Regions from separate parts of the Homo sapiens genome. Here region 2 is linked to region 1. Evidence: chromatin contacts called from ENCODE Hi-C or POLR2A ChIA-PET data. All regions are on one chromosome and are shown on one strand. The core of a region is the stretch at or near the end of the contact, and the rest is flanking DNA. Distances in the headings are between cores, read along the strand shown. Region 1 holds the start of PARP12 (poly(ADP-ribose) polymerase family member 12). Region 2 holds the start of ADCK2 (aarF domain containing kinase 2).

Region 1 (4,201 bases), core at 931-3,430:
CCTCAAGTGATCCACCCACCTCGGCCTCCCAAAATGCTGGGATTACATGCGTGAGCCACTGCACTCTGCCTAACATTTTAAATTAAAAATTAACATTTTAGGCTAGGCGTGGTGGCTCACTGTAATCCCAGCACTTTAGGAATCTGAGGTGGGAGGACTGCTTGAGGCCAGGAGTTCAAGATCAGCCTGGGCAACAAATGAGACAGTGTCTCTACAAAAAAATATAAAAATTATCTGGGCATGGTGGCACGTGCCTCTAGGCCCAGCTACTTGGGAGGCTAAGGTGGAAGGTTCGCTTGAGCCCAGAAGTTCCAGGTTGTAGTGAGCTATGACTGTACCATTATACTACAGCCTGGGTGACAGACCAAGACCTTGTCTCTAAAACAATAACAAAAACAAAATTAACATTTTATACAATGAAAACATTAAAATCACAATTAAAATCCAAGAGAAAACCCTTCATTCAATTTCCTAATTAAATAAATTCATTTTCATTTGTCCATGTTACTATCTAGTCTTTATCCATACACTTATTATTTACATTTTTGTAGTAATAGTACAGGTAATTTTTTTTTTTTTTTTAAAGATGGAGTCTCACTCTGTCGCCCAGGCTGGAGTGCAGTGTCATGATCTCCGCTCACTGCAATCTCTGCCTCCCGGATTCAAGCGATTCTCCTGCCTGTCTCCCGAGTAGCTGGGATTACTGGCGCCCGTTACCACGCCCGGCTAATTTTTACGTTTTTAGCAGAGACGGGGTTTCACCACGTTGGCCAGGCTGGTCTCAAACTACTGACCTCAAGTGATCCGCCCGCCTTGACCTCCCAAAGTGCTGGGATTACAGGCGTGAGCCACTGTGCCTGGCCTATAGTTAAGATTTTTATATTCATTTTTAGTGAATGTTATACCGTATACCGTAAGTACTCTCCCCCCACAATCCTTCTGCCTCTCATCTTCCCTTTTCCATTTTCCTAATACCTCCTACTGCCTCCTCTCAACTACCCTTGTGTGTTTCTTCATCTTTCTCCGTGCTTATTCAAAAATATCCTGCCACACACACACACACAGGCTTCTCTTTTTGTTATTCAGACATTTAAAAAAATTAATTCTTGATCATTCAACTTGATTATTTAGACATTTCTGTACAGCCATCTTTTCTCGTTTACCACCACATCATGGCTGTCTGCCCCTCTACATCCGCACACGGAGCTCTAACGCATGCTTGTTAAACAGCCTTCGTAATAGTCTTTAAAGATCAACCACACTGTTCCCACGTAACCCTACCTCCCAGGTAGGGTTCCCCCAGTAACACTTTCACACATAACTTATTTACTGTTCCTTTTACTTCTGGAAGATTCCGAGAGGAAAGATTGCTGGGTCAAAGGTCACACGCGTTTTCAATTTTAATAGCTATTCCTGGATTACCTCCTCAAAGGGCTCTAACAACTCGCATTGCTCTCAGCGTGTGAGAGGGTCCTTTGCTCTGAAGGGTCTTCTAAAATATTTGTTCAATCGTTACTTAGCAGGGGCTGGGAGTAACGGATTTTATTTTATTTTATTTTATTTTTTGAGACGGAGTCTCGCTCTGTCGCCCAGGCTGGAGTGCAGTCGCGCAATCTCGGCTCACGGATTTGCTCTTTTAAAGGACATACCCTTTTATGTTTAAATGAAGGAACTCATTGATGCACCGAGGCGAAAGGAACCTTTAATTAAGTGCGTCTTCTATGCGGAGTGATCGCTTTTGTCACTTGTTCGAGGGGTGAGAGCTCCCGTCAGTTGTCCCTGTTTCTGTGAGCCGTCTACGAAGCCCGGGCTTGGCCTGGGCGACGCTGAGCGGCTTTAACCGGCGGCGTCCAGCCGGCTCCGCCAGCGCTGCCGCCGCCCTCGAGGCTCCCTCTGACTGAAGGCGCGCTGAGCATCGCGGCATTAGGGGCTCCTGGTCCCTCAAACATCCAGGGAAGCCATTTTCAGGGACTAGGTACTGACCCCCGCGAGCCGCCACAGCCACAGCCCGCGCTCCGGGCCGAACGCCCGAGCTCAAGAGCTCCCGAGCTTCCGTCGGGCGGCGGCCTCACAGCTGGGGGCCCTGAGGCGGAAGGCGCAGCCGCTCAGCTGCGGACCGGGGGCGTGGCGAGGGCGCACAGGTTCTGTTTTTCGCCGGCCCGGGGCCGCTTTCGGTTTCGTTTCCCGCCGGCGTCTCCACCCTGCGAGAGCCGCCCGCCAGCCAGCGTCCGCCGCCGTCCGCGTCGCGCCACCCGCGGTCCGACGGGAGCAGGCCCAGCGGCCATGGCCCAGGCCGGCGTCGTCGGTGAGGTCACCCAGGTGCTGTGCGCGGCCGGGGGCGCCCTGGAGTTGCCCGAGCTGCGGCGCCGCTTGCGGATGGGCTTGAGCGCCGACGCGCTGGAGCGGCTGCTGCGGCAGCGTGGGCGCTTCGTGGTGGCGGTGCGGGCGGGCGGCGCAGCCGCGGCCCCGGAGCGCGTGGTGCTGGCCGCCTCGCCGCTGCGCCTGTGTCGCGCGCACCAGGGCTCCAAGCCGGGCTGCGTGGGGCTCTGCGCGCAGCTCCACCTCTGCAGGTTCATGGTCTACGGCGCCTGCAAGTTCCTGAGAGCCGGGTAAGGCGCCGCGCCGGGAGCGACGGCGGGCGGAGGTCCTGCGCGCCCTCACGCACTTCCAGCCCGCTTGGGGGTCCTACTTGAAGTTTGAGCAGACAATTCGGTGGCTCTGCCCTGACCTCGCACCGTCATTCACTAAAGCGAGCGTTTAATGAGCACCTGCGGAGTACCTGGCACAGTGCGAGGGACTCAGGGTCGAGTGGGGTCCTCTAGACGCCTGGGGGGAGAGAGTGATTTACATAGAGCATGGTAGTGCCGGGTGGAACACCCGGGTGTGGCCGTGTGGGGTGGGGAGGGAGGGAGGCGGCGGCTTAGGGGAACTCCACGACGCCGCGGGTCGCCCCTTGCCAGCTTTGAGGCCAGACAATGAAGGTTTTCTCTGCCCAGCAGCTGGTAGAGATCTTTAAACCCAGTTCAACCCTATTAATCTGCTTACAAACTGGAAAATGCAGACTCCCTGCCATCGCCCACAAGGTCCTGGGGCACTGGTCCCTGCCCACCCAGGACCCTTCTGTGACTGGAACACCCCCCCCCCCCCGGGCATTTCTGGGAGCCTGGGCATTTCTGGGAGTCTTTGCTCTGCCTGGAATGCCCTTCTTGCTCTTGGTTGGCCCTATTTGTTAATCCTTCAGGCCTCAACCTAAAGATCACATCCCATTTGAGGATTTTTCCTCCCCTTACTCTTGGTCACAGGGAACTGTTTATTTTCCTCATGGCACCCAGCTGCCAGTAGAATAGAAACTCCCTGAGGGCAGAGGCTCCAGCTGTCTCCCCAGCACTTAGCGTCCATGTTCTGTGCATAGCATGTGGCCAGTGGGATGTGTGGAAGGGATTGCTGAGGTTTATGCTAAAGAATTTGGGCCTCACCCTGGAGGTGATGGGGCGGGTAAAATGGCAGGAGAGAGCAACCATCAGGTTTGCGTTTTAGGAAGTCTAAGGTAGTGGTGTGGGTGCCAATTTAAGGGAGGATGTTGTGGGGGAACCACTGGGAAGCTAGTCATCAAGGAGAATTCCTTCCTCCCCTGCTCCCTCCTTTCTTGCTTGCTCCCTGTTTTGTGTGTGTGTGTGTATGTTTGTCTTAATAGAGTAGATATTTCTTGCTCATGTCAGGCCCAGTAGTGAGCATGGGGTGGGGGCCTTGATCCATACAGTCATTCAGGGATGCAGGCTGACTGACCTCCGCTCTGTGCCCCTCAGCACATGGCTCTTGAGGCCAGCCTAGGTTATCAAGTTCGAGGGGGCTGATCGAAAAGAGGGATGCATGGGAGGTTTTTGTGGGCCAGGTCTAGAAGTGGTGGATTTCCTTTCACCCACATCCCATTGACCAGAAGCTGTCTCGTGACCCTGTCTAGATGCAGGGTGACTGGGAAATGCCTCTAGGAAGCAGCTGTCTGGAAGTATCTAGATTAGAGCTTTCCAAGGGCTATGTGTGTGAGAAATTTGGGATAGCTGGTGACGGTGTGATGAGAGGATATGTGAGAGGTGACGACTCTTCAGTCTCTGTTCCTGCGGTGGCCTGGGTGTTGTTCACTGAGAGAGCAAGAGAGGGTTTTAGTTTGGAAGCATGCCCAGGAGGCAGCTGTTCAGGTCAG
Region 2 (4,201 bases), core at 968-3,467, 610 kb before region 1:
AAGCAATTCTCATGCCTCAGCTTCCTGAGTAGCTGGGATTACAGGCATGCAGCACCACGCCCAGCTAATTTTTGTATTTTCAGTAGAGACAGGGTTACACCATGTTGGCCAGGCTGATCTCGAACTCCTGGCCTCAAGTGATCCACCTGCCTGAGCCTCCCAAAGTCCTAGGATTACACACATGAGCCACCACGCCCGGCCAGAACTTTGATATAAGCAAAAAATTAATTTGTTGCATTAAGCCACTGAGATTTGGATGTTCTTTATCAGCTAGTGTTACCAGCTCTAACACATCACATGAGTTATGACATACCAGAAAATTATTCATTCAACATTTACTAAGTAGCAGCTAATGGCAAGAACTATGTTAGGTGCTATTTACAGCTGAGGGGAGGAGAACTCACCTGTTGGACCATCAGCTTCTCAAATTCCTCCACAATCTCAGGCAAGCTAAGCCACTTGATGCCTGGCAAAACTCCCAGGACTCGGCTGCCAATCTTCATCAGCAGCAGGTCCATATGCACCTGAGCGAGCAGGCCAGGGTGCAACACCTGTCAGAAAGAGGAACCGTGAGACAGGAGAAACCTGCTGGACACATTTTACCCAGCCAGGGCTGGGTCCCACCATCCAAGCAAGAGCCAGGTGGCTTCTTATCAAAGAAAAGAGGATGTGGTCCCGACACCCAAGCAGTTAGTTCACTCCAGACTCAGTTCATTTTCCTCTATCAGACTATTCACACCGCCACTTCAAGCCAATAAATGAAACAGCTTGCATGAAATAAGCACTCAGATATTGGTCAGGCAAATAGAAATAAACGTGGGGGCGATTTGCATGGCGGTTGTTTCTGATCTGGGATAGCTCAGTGGGTAGGTGAGCTGTGAGCTCTCACAACACTTACTTTCACTGCCACGGAGATGAGGTTGGTGGCCTCAGGTTGGTGGCCAGGGACCTGAGCCCGAGACACCCCTGCATTTGATCCAACCAGGTCAGCTTTAGGGAGGAGCAGCCTTTCTAGAAACGACTGGTCTGCGAGATTTTCTGGAGGTTTCCGGCCATTTCCAAGGTATCCAAAGAGCTCTCTCAGCCCACCGACTGCCCCAGTATGTGAGAAGGGCGGCAGACAGGAGGCCCTGCCAAGTCTCTGGACGCTGTCAGTCTCCAGGAAGGCAGTGTTGGCGTATGCTTTGTACACCTGGGCCACGCAGCCTGAGCCCACAGGTTCCCGGTTCTCAAAAGAGAGGATGCTCCCCCAGTCATCCCCAAAAGCCTGCCGAAGGAAGCGCTCAGTGTGAGTCCACGGGTGGGGCGTCACTCGGACATGCAGCTTGGAAAATTGGGCACAGAAAGCCTCCGAAAACAGATCGCGCCGGGTGCTGGCCCACTGGCCCAGTTTGATGTAGGTTGGGCCTGAGGTCTCGGTGGCTTTCAGAAGCAGGTGGAGCCAGAGGGTGGAGACGCTGGGAGCCAGGTAGGTGAGGGGGTAGAGGAGTAGGAGGGGGAAGAATTTCACCAACAGAGCGCCGGCGCGAAGCCAGAGGCGGAGATGCAGGAAGACGCCGCCCAGAGGTCCCGCTCGGGGGAGGCTCTCCGCGGGCCCCGCGCCAGCCGCCCCGCTGCAGCGGACCCTTCGCCGACTCAGAACGTCAGGGGCCCCCTCACCCACGTCCCCGCACAGGGAGACGACCTTGGGCAAAGTGCCCAGCAGAAGCCAGCAGAGCCTGGCATCGCGAGGGCACTCGGAGGGCCTCAGGAGGCTGAGTCCCTGTCTGAGCTCGAAGCACCTCAGGTGCGACAGGCAAACCCTGACGGAGACGCGCCAGGGCGCCACCATCCTCCCGAGGCCCGCGGCCCAGGCGGCCCGCCCTCCACTTCAGAGGCGCCCGCTCAGGCGAGGCTGCGGTGAAGCCGAAGCCCGGCCCTGACCCCGCGGACGGAGCTGCCCATCTGGGCCGGATCCGCGCCCCGCTCCCTCCAGCACCTCGCCGGGCCTCAGGCCGGAGGCCCGCGCCCCGCCCGACACCCGCCGCGCCGCGCCGCGCCGCGCGGAAGGGGCTGTCAGACGGCACCAACTGCGGAACGGGAGGAGCCAGGACCCACGCGAAGCCAGGCCCCGGGCGCCCGCGACCTGAGCGAGGGGGCCGCGCGGGCGGAGGCAGGGGCCGGGCAGCCGCAGGGTCACCGTGCGCCCAGGGGCCAGTATGAGATCGCTGGGGTGGCGGGCACCAGCCCAGGGCGCGGGCGCAGGCGGGGGCCGGGAGGGCGGGGCGGAGCGTGGAGGGCGGGCGGAGCGTCGGGGGCGGAGCGTCGGGGGCGGGCGGGAGTGCAGGTGCAGGGAACCGAGGCACCGAGGGCTGTGGTGGAGCGGAGGGGCGCGGGAGATGGATGGGACGGGTTCGGCCACTAGGTTGAAACCGCCATTGCAAAATTATAACAGATAATGAAAGAGATCTGACCTAACCAACTCCATCTTGCTTCTAACCTCCAAGCTGTCCTTGTTCATTCCTGGGCGTTGGCTGAACTAACTTTGGGAGGAACTTAGTTTATACTTTATAGTTTAAAACAAAGATGATAACAGCCCTTTCTGAAAACAAACCTCCTTCTTGCCTGGGGAATAGACTGTCTTTGTAGGACTAACAAATTAACCAAAAGATTAGAAAGTATGATTTAGGAGTCAGGCAGCAAGGCTACAGTATTCTGACCCTCCCTAAACTGCTAATAAGATCAGTGCTCAAGATATTTTGCAGACCCTGCACTTGATGGATCAACTGACACCTACCAGATCGATAAACCAGGTCATCTGATCTTAGGCCCCCACTCCGGAACTAACTCAGCACAAGAGGACAGCTTCAGTTCCCTAAGATTTCACCTCCGACCCAACCAATCAGCACTCTCGACTCACTGGCCTTCCCCCACCCACCAAGTTGTCCTTAAAAACTCTGCCCAGTGTCCCGCGCAGCCTGATCTGTGTGAATTACTCCTTCTCTATTGCAATGCCCCTGTCTTGATAAATCGGCTCTGTCTAGGCAGCAGGCAAGGTGAACCCGCTGGGCTGTTACAGGGTGGCCGGTGGGGGCAGAGGGCTGGGTGCTGGGCGGTGAGGGTCGGAGGGAGCAGAGGGTCGGTGGCAGAGGCCCGGGCAGCCAGGGTCCCTTGACCCGCCCCTTAAAGAGGACGGCGACCCCAGGCCAAGACCACCCTGCCCTTGAGTCCTGGGTCCTGGGTAGCAAAACGCAAAGGCACCCTCTATGTCCCCCTCCCCATGTCTATCTTCCCACTGACTTCTTCGTATCTTTCATTATTCCAAAGAGCATGGCTGAAAAGTATGAAGGCAGGTTCTGAACACAGGTCCGCTTTTCAGCGGGGGTTGGGTAGGGGGGTGGTGTTGGATGGGGGTAACTGGGCTGCAGGAGTAGGAACTGGATGCTGTGTCCTCGGCTGCATTAATTCGGCAATTGTGTTGGACCTTGGGGAAAGGCTCCGGAAAGGCCATATTCATTCATTCAATAATACTCACTGAGCCCAATAAATATTTCTTGAGCCCAATCTCATATTTGTCGAGGCTCAATAATATGTACTGATCAAGCTAGGTCATGTGCTGGACCCTGGGAAAGCGGACACAAATATCCTGCCCTTACTGGCTGAATACGTAATGAGGGGGACCCAACATGGGAACATATAAATGTGCAATTTCAATTTTTTTTAAAAAAACACCCATGATAAGAAATCAAAATGTGCAGTTTCAAAGTGTGGCAAAGCCATGCAAGAAATGACCGGGCACGGTGGCTCACACCTGTAATCCCAGCACTTTGGGAGGCCGAGGCGGGGGGATCACTTGAGGTCAGGCATTCGAGACCAGCCTGGCCAATGTGGTAAAATCCCATCTCTACTAAAAATACAAAAATTAGCTGGGTGTGATGGTGCATGCCTGTAGTCCCAGATTATTCAGGAGGCTGAGGCAGGAGAATGGCTTGAACCCAGGAGGCAGAGGTTGCAGTGAGCCAGGATGGCACCACTGCACTCCAGCCTGGGCGACAGAGGGAGACTCTGTCAAAAAAAAAAAAAAAAAAAAGCCATGAAAAAAAAAAGATTACCAGAGGCACACATAGCATGCAACTACCCTGGAGAGGAAGGGAAGGCCAGAGAAAGCCTTAGAGGAGGGGGCCAAATAAAGCCCTAAACATAGGAAGGAGTTTGGTATGAG

What was found. A loop is a pair of places that touch in the nucleus more often than their neighbours do. ChIA-PET counts read pairs that join two places held with the same protein, here RNA polymerase II (POLR2A). Pooled maps may share reads with other maps.
Region 2: a loop to region 1 is called in a map of naive thymus-derived CD4-positive, alpha-beta T cell, with 4 times the contacts of the local background. The contact joins the promoter of ADCK2 here to the promoter of PARP12 in region 1. A Hi-C loop is called at or near these places in 1 of 168 maps with a recorded cell type or tissue (naive thymus-derived CD4-positive, alpha-beta T cell) and 7 of 50 pooled maps. POLR2A ChIA-PET finds 5 or more read pairs at or near these places in 1 of 52 experiments (activated B cell).

Annotation. Positions count from the first base shown.
Region 1 is chr7:140,060,930-140,065,130 of GRCh38, reverse strand. PARP12 (poly(ADP-ribose) polymerase family member 12) reads left to right here and starts at 2,180. Exons shown (of 12, transcript NM_022750.4): 1 at 2,180-2,609. The coding sequence starts at 2,284. RefSeq lists an enhancer at 2,033-2,242 and a silencer at 2,253-2,572.
Region 2 is chr7:140,670,961-140,675,161 of GRCh38, reverse strand. ADCK2 (aarF domain containing kinase 2) reads right to left here and starts at 2,217. Exons shown (of 8, transcript NM_052853.4): 1 at 899-2,217; 2 at 405-551. The coding sequence starts at 1,831. RefSeq lists a silencer at 1,823-2,282.